2 separate regions of the Homo sapiens genome follow, and region 1 is linked to region 2. Evidence: chromatin loops called from intact Hi-C (ENCODE). Cell type or tissue: heart left ventricle. All regions are shown on one strand. Each heading gives the region's core, and the rest is flanking DNA. Links, peaks and the distances in the headings are about the cores only.

Region 1 (2,922 bases), core at 192-2,691, 110 kb after region 2:
TTTTACAAATGAGAAAACTGTGACTCAGAGAGCTTAGGTAACCTGCCCAAGACCACTCAGCTTGTGACCTTCTAAATCCAGATTATTTTGATGCTAACACCCTTGTTTTAACCACTATTTAATACTGTCTCTTGGCTTTACTTCCTATTATTGTTCCCTCTTTTGAGCTTCTGCTGGTGTGAATGACCTGAATTGACTGGCATCCAGATTCCTTGGTGCCAAATAGCAAAATAAAAAAATATTGTTTCTATTGTTGGAAGGAATTGTTGAGGTTCAGGTAGATCTGGCTAAAGGCTGTTTAACAGCCTGGGTTTTCTCTTCTGCATCAATGCAGGGAGGAAATGGAATGCTATGTGGGACGACAGCACCATGCTAGGCCAGGGATACTGTGAAGAATCAGGATGTGTTGGGAAGGAAGGAAGGAAGGAAGCTGCTTTGCACCTAAAAAATGCTCAGCATATATTTAATAGATATATCCAAAACTGAAAGGACTGAGCTCTTGAGAGCTAGATATTTTACTTATTTACACTACACCGTATTCCAAAAAAAGACTTAAGACAGTAAGAGTTGAACAAGATAAAATTTAAACTTTAGTCTGAGATAGCAAATTTAGTAAATATTTTCACTTTATCATTTTCTTCCCTTACTAAAAATAGTTCTCATTCTAAACAATTCAAATATTCCATAAGCATAAAATATAGAAAGTGAGTCTCCTGCAATCCCATTCACCAGAGATAACCACTAATGGTAGGGTATATATTCTTCCCTGTGTCTTTTTTTCTATGTATTTTTATTTTTCTTCATCAACAAATATTTAATGAAAGCCAGGTGAATGTGATTATATTGTACATCATCTTCTTCTAATTTATTTTTCTTTTTCCGCTAAATAATCTATTGCATTCATTTCCTGTTGCTGTGTAACAAATTACCATAAATTTAGCAGCTCAAGACAACATCCATTTATTATTTCATGGCTCTGTAGAAGTCAGGACATGGTGTGATTCAGTTCACAGGTATCACAGGTGGGCTGAGTTCTTATGTGGAGGTGCTGGAGAAAATAATCCACTTCCAAGCTCATTCAGGTCACTGGCCCCTGTGAATTCAATTCCTTATGGTAGTGGGACTGAGGACCCTGTTACCTTGTTGGCTGTCACCTGTGGGACTGCTCTCAGCTCCTAGAAGCCACCTGCATTCCTTGCAACATGGCTTTCGTCTTCATAGCCAGCAACAGAGAATCTCCCTCATGTGGAATCCCTCTCATACTTCTAGTCTCTTTTGCCTGGAAGAGCCTAGTTCCTTTTAAGGTCTCAGCTGATTATGCTAGGCCCATTGAAGATAATCTCCCTATCTTAAATGCAGCTCCAATCACATCTACAAAATCCCTTCACGGCAGCATCTAGATCAGTGTTTGACTGAACAAGTGAGAGAAAGTGTGCATACACCAGGGGATGAAAATCTTAGAATTCTGCCTACCACAGGTAACAAGGGTTGTCTTTCCATTTCTCTAAATATAAATCAACCTCATTCTTTTTTAAGAACTGCATAGTCTTTTACTGTATAATGTGTCATAATTCAACCAAAGCGCCTCTTAGTGGACATTTATGTTACTTCCAGTTATATGTCTTTTAAAAATTCATAATAAACACTCGTGCTCTTAAATGCTCATGCATCTACATTCTTCTTAGTATCCTGACTCACAGAAGTAACTTCCATTAGGTAGTCAGAATTGCAAGATGGAAGTGTTTGCACTTTTTGATAGATACTACTAAATTGCTCTCCAAAATGTTGGTAGCAGCCTGTACTTCCAATGACAATATACAAAAACGGAAGTAGCTAATTCTTATAAAGAAATTCCCTCATAGACTGTTTCATGCGCAATGGTTAAGAGCATCAGTGCTCAGTGAGGTTGTCTGGCTACCAATCTTGCCTTTTTGATTTCCAGTGTGACCTAGGGCAGGTATCTAAGCCTTAGTTTCTGTATCTGTAATGAGGACAATAATAATGGCACCCCCCTTTGTATTCATTTTGTGTTGCTGTGTAACAAACTACTCTAAAACTTGTGACTTACACACTTATTGTCTCCTAGTGTCTGTGGGTTAGGAATCTGGTAACTAAGCTGGGTGTTTTTGGTTCAGGATCTCTCACAAGGCTGCAGTCAAGGTGCCAGCCAAGTCTCAAGGCTTGACTGGAGGATGAGCTACTTTCCAGTTCACTTGCATGGCTGTTTCAACATTCAGGTCTTCACTGGCTGTTGGCTGGAGAGAGCAGTTCCTTGCCATGTGGATGTCTCCCTGGGGCAGCTCACAACATGGCAACTGTTTTCCCTCAGAGTGACTGAGCAAGAGGGGACACGTGAGATGGAAGCCACAGTCTTTTTGTAACCTAACTTGAAAGTGACATCACATCACTGTGCTGTATTCTACTCATTAGAAGCAAGTCTCTAAATACAACCCACACTTAAGGTAAGAGTGTGGCACATAAATATGAATATCAGCTCGCCCTGGTGATTGAGGTCATCTTAGAGGCTTCCTTCCTTGCTCTTCACTAAGGGGTCGTGGGCCGAAAGTAAGTTAATGCATGTCAACTAATACAAATAGTGTCTGACTTTAATAAACACTCAAGAAAAGTTCATTGTTTTTGTTGCTACCATGACTATCATCATCATTGTCCAGTACTCTCACCCATGTTCCTGTTAGCATCACATTAGGAACCAAAAAGTGGCTAACTAAAGCTACTGTTTGGATTGTTTGGCAGGCAGTCTCCATCAGGAAACAGAAAGCTTCTCAAATGAGGTGCTATAGGAAGGCTTAGTAAAGAAATTGTTTACAAAGGAGTGTAGGGAAAGGAACAAGGGATGGTGCCACGCTGCAGAGCTAGAACGGCAGGGGGCCATTACCACCCTGGGCCTGAAGAGGAGGGGAT
Region 2 (2,922 bases), core at 149-2,648:
CTCCATTTTAAAATGAAGAAAACAAGGCTTGGAGATGGTACAGGATGGATGTGCCAGGTCTTGAACCCACAGCTTTTGATTCCAAGGCTAGGGCTCTTTCCATATTTTATGCTGCCTCCTCATCTGTGGTGCCAGGAGCAATGGGTTAATCTCCAGAAAGTGTTGTGAATAATGCAGAGAATTGCTGCTGTGTATGTCTTGGACAAAGAATTATTATACTGGCTTCTTGCAGCATTAGAGGGGAACCCAAGCCAAAGCTGCGGCCTACAGGGAGTGATACAGTCCCTTATTTTGCTAGCTTTGCAGCTGTTGTTAACCAAAAAATAAAATAAAATAAAAATTGAGTGGTGAGGGTAGGGTTGATTATTAGGCCATAAACTGTTCCTCTCCATGGTAGATAGCCTTTTTTTACTTACTGTCCAGTATTGGTGCACTTCTGTCATTGGTGACCGTCTTCTTTAGTTTCTTCCCTTTGCTGATATCAGAAAGGAGAGCATTTCTCCCAGCCTGCTCTGTCTTATTCAAGGTAGGCTTCTCTGTATTGGCCTGAAAGGGAGCCATACAAACAAGTAGTCATCTCTTGGGTTAAAATCATGCATTGTAACACTCGGCTGGGAAAGGTTGGGTACGGGAAGCTTGTTGTTAAGGTTCTTGGTGATAGGTTGTAAATTCTCGACAAGTTTTAGACCCCATATCTTTCTTTTTAAGATCCAGACGTTTGGAAGCAGATGCAGCAATAAATTATGTTCATTTTTAAGGGAGGAAGAGTCAGTCCTTGATTAAAGTCTCTGAAAATTCAGACCACAATCTGACTGAAACTAACAGGGCCAGGTTAGGGTGAGATGACTAGACACGAGAAAAGAATTTTAAGTCTGGGAGGATTCTGCAGGACATTACCAGACGTCATTCACTAGAGGGTACCCTGAAGAATAACTTCCTTTTCCCATCTTTTAGAACTACCCCAGTGCAAGGGAAAAACTGTCTCTAGCAAAAAGAGTCAGCTGTATGTTTTTTAAACCCACTAAAGTTCTAGAAAATAATTCCCTCTGTGTATATTGCCAAAGATGCTTTTTTTCTCTTTTTAAGTCAGATTTATTAAGGTGTAATTTACACATAGTGAAATCACCCTTTTTAGTTACAGCTCTATGAGTTTTGACAAACATATACAGTTGTGAAACCACCGTCACAATCAAGATATAGAATATTTTCATTACTTCAAAAGTTCCCTCATGTCCTGTTGGCATGAGGTGTTTCTGATGTTTAATTCTGATGAAAGCTTAGCTCATGGAAATTGTGGAATGGACAAAAATGCTGCTTTAACATGTCTGATTATTTTCTTATATTTCCAGAATTCCTAGGAAAGATCCCTACCTACTATGAAATTGGGATCTTGTTCCTTCAGGGAGTTGGGGACACTAAGAGACCAGCAAATGGACTTAGATGTAGGCACCTGCCTGTGTGCCTGTGTCTATCACACTTGGAAACTGGCTAGGTCTTGTCTGTCTCAGGGAGAGTCTGGCTGCCCCAAACCCACAGGTCCTTTCTAGGCTGGCCCCAGCCCTTCTGACAGGGATATGATTTCAGATTTGCCAGTTAGGGCCACAGGAGGAAAAGCTGGGGAAATGTATGGCTCAATACCTTACCCAGCCTTTAAAAAACAATTTTTTTTTAGAGACAGAGTCTCATTATGTTGCCTAGGCTGGAGTGCTGTGGCTATTCACAGGTGTGATCATCATGCAATACAGCCTCGAACTCTTGGGCTCAAGTGATCCTCCTGCCTCAGCCTCCTGAGTAGTTGGGATTACAGGCACGAGCTACTGCTCCTGGCCTAACTCAGCCTTTTATTAGCAGAGTTAGAGGCAAAGGAAGAACTCAGAAAAACCCTGAAGTAGGCTAACCAGAATTGCAGTGGTAAAGTTGGAAGCATCTTGAAATAACTAAATGATGAAGTATTACTTGCTTATGATAATAATAGTTAACATATACTCTGTGCCAGGCACTGTTTTCAGCACCTTATGTGTATTACTTCATTTAGCCCTTATCAACCCTGTGAGTTATTATTTCCATTTTACAGACAAGGAAACTGAGGTATAGGGAGTTTAAATCATTTGCCCCAGGCACCTAGTTAGTTGAGGAGGAGCTGGGATTCAAACCCTGGCAGTCAAGAGCCTTCCCTACAAGCTGATAGAAGGATAAATGTGGGCTCTAAAATGCCCCTCCCCATCCAGCCCCAACACACCGCTGAAGCATGCTTGTTAAAAGTTTCTCTGCTGTCCTTCCAGAAATGCTCTCTGCATACACAGTTTGCTTTTGCTAATGGGATTCTCCTCTATTGTTCTGCAACTTGTTTGTTTTCAACTTAACATACTTTGGATGTCCTGGAAAAGAGCTCTTAACATTACCTGCTGTCTTCATTTTAAGGATGAAAAAACTCTGAGGCCTAGAGAGGTTAAGTGATGTGTCACACTGGATCTCTTAACAGTTTTGGGTCAGCAACCTTCAGTAGCCTCCTGTTCTGCCTCAAAATTTATTTTGACAGCTGACCTCCCTGGGTGCTAACTTCTCTCATGTTCAGGGCCCTTAATTATGTTGTTTCACAAGGGCAGTGTTCTATGATGGCCACCAACCCACCTTTTCCCTTTCTTCATCTCTATATTCTATTTATCCAAAATCTTGCTTTGAATTAGGTAACAACGGATAGAAATGAGTTGATAAGATAAGCAAGGTTTCCCAAACTTCAAGCATTCTGGTATAAGATTCATGATTTTTGTCATCTTCTCATACCACCTGTGTTATTTATTTAATATTTTTTATTAAGTCAGTTCACTATAGCCCACACTTTTGGGGAAACATGGATAAATGAATCCTGCTATGTAAGCCAGATTGGAGGTTCTCAAACTTACCCATGTGAAGGACCAACTT

What was found. Peaks named below come from ENCODE experiments on the same cell type or tissue, not always from the same donor. Only the 100,000 strongest peaks of a DNase experiment are listed, where the experiment ranks them.
Region 1: it touches region 2 in a loop (3-fold over the local background); 55 of 110 quality-filtered maps call a loop at or near these places.

Annotation. Positions count from the first base shown.
Region 1 is chr2:174,686,683-174,689,604 of GRCh38, forward strand. No RefSeq gene overlaps it. Among named protein-coding and RNA genes, the nearest start is that of CHRNA1, 76 kb to the right of the region's middle. In heart left ventricle, for the core only: a CTCF peak has its summit at 1,591; no DNase peak of the experiment used is centred there.
Region 2 is chr2:174,580,894-174,583,815 of GRCh38, forward strand. WIPF1 (WAS/WASL interacting protein family member 1) reads right to left here. Exons shown (of 8, transcript NM_001375834.1): 3 at 417-546. All of the region lies in intron 1 of WIPF1-AS1 (WIPF1 and CHRNA1 antisense RNA 1), which reads left to right. Among named protein-coding and RNA genes, the nearest start is that of WIPF1-AS1, 7.1 kb to the left of the region's middle. In heart left ventricle, for the core only: no CTCF peak of the experiment used is centred there; no DNase peak of the experiment used is centred there; H3K27ac peaks cover 922 bases.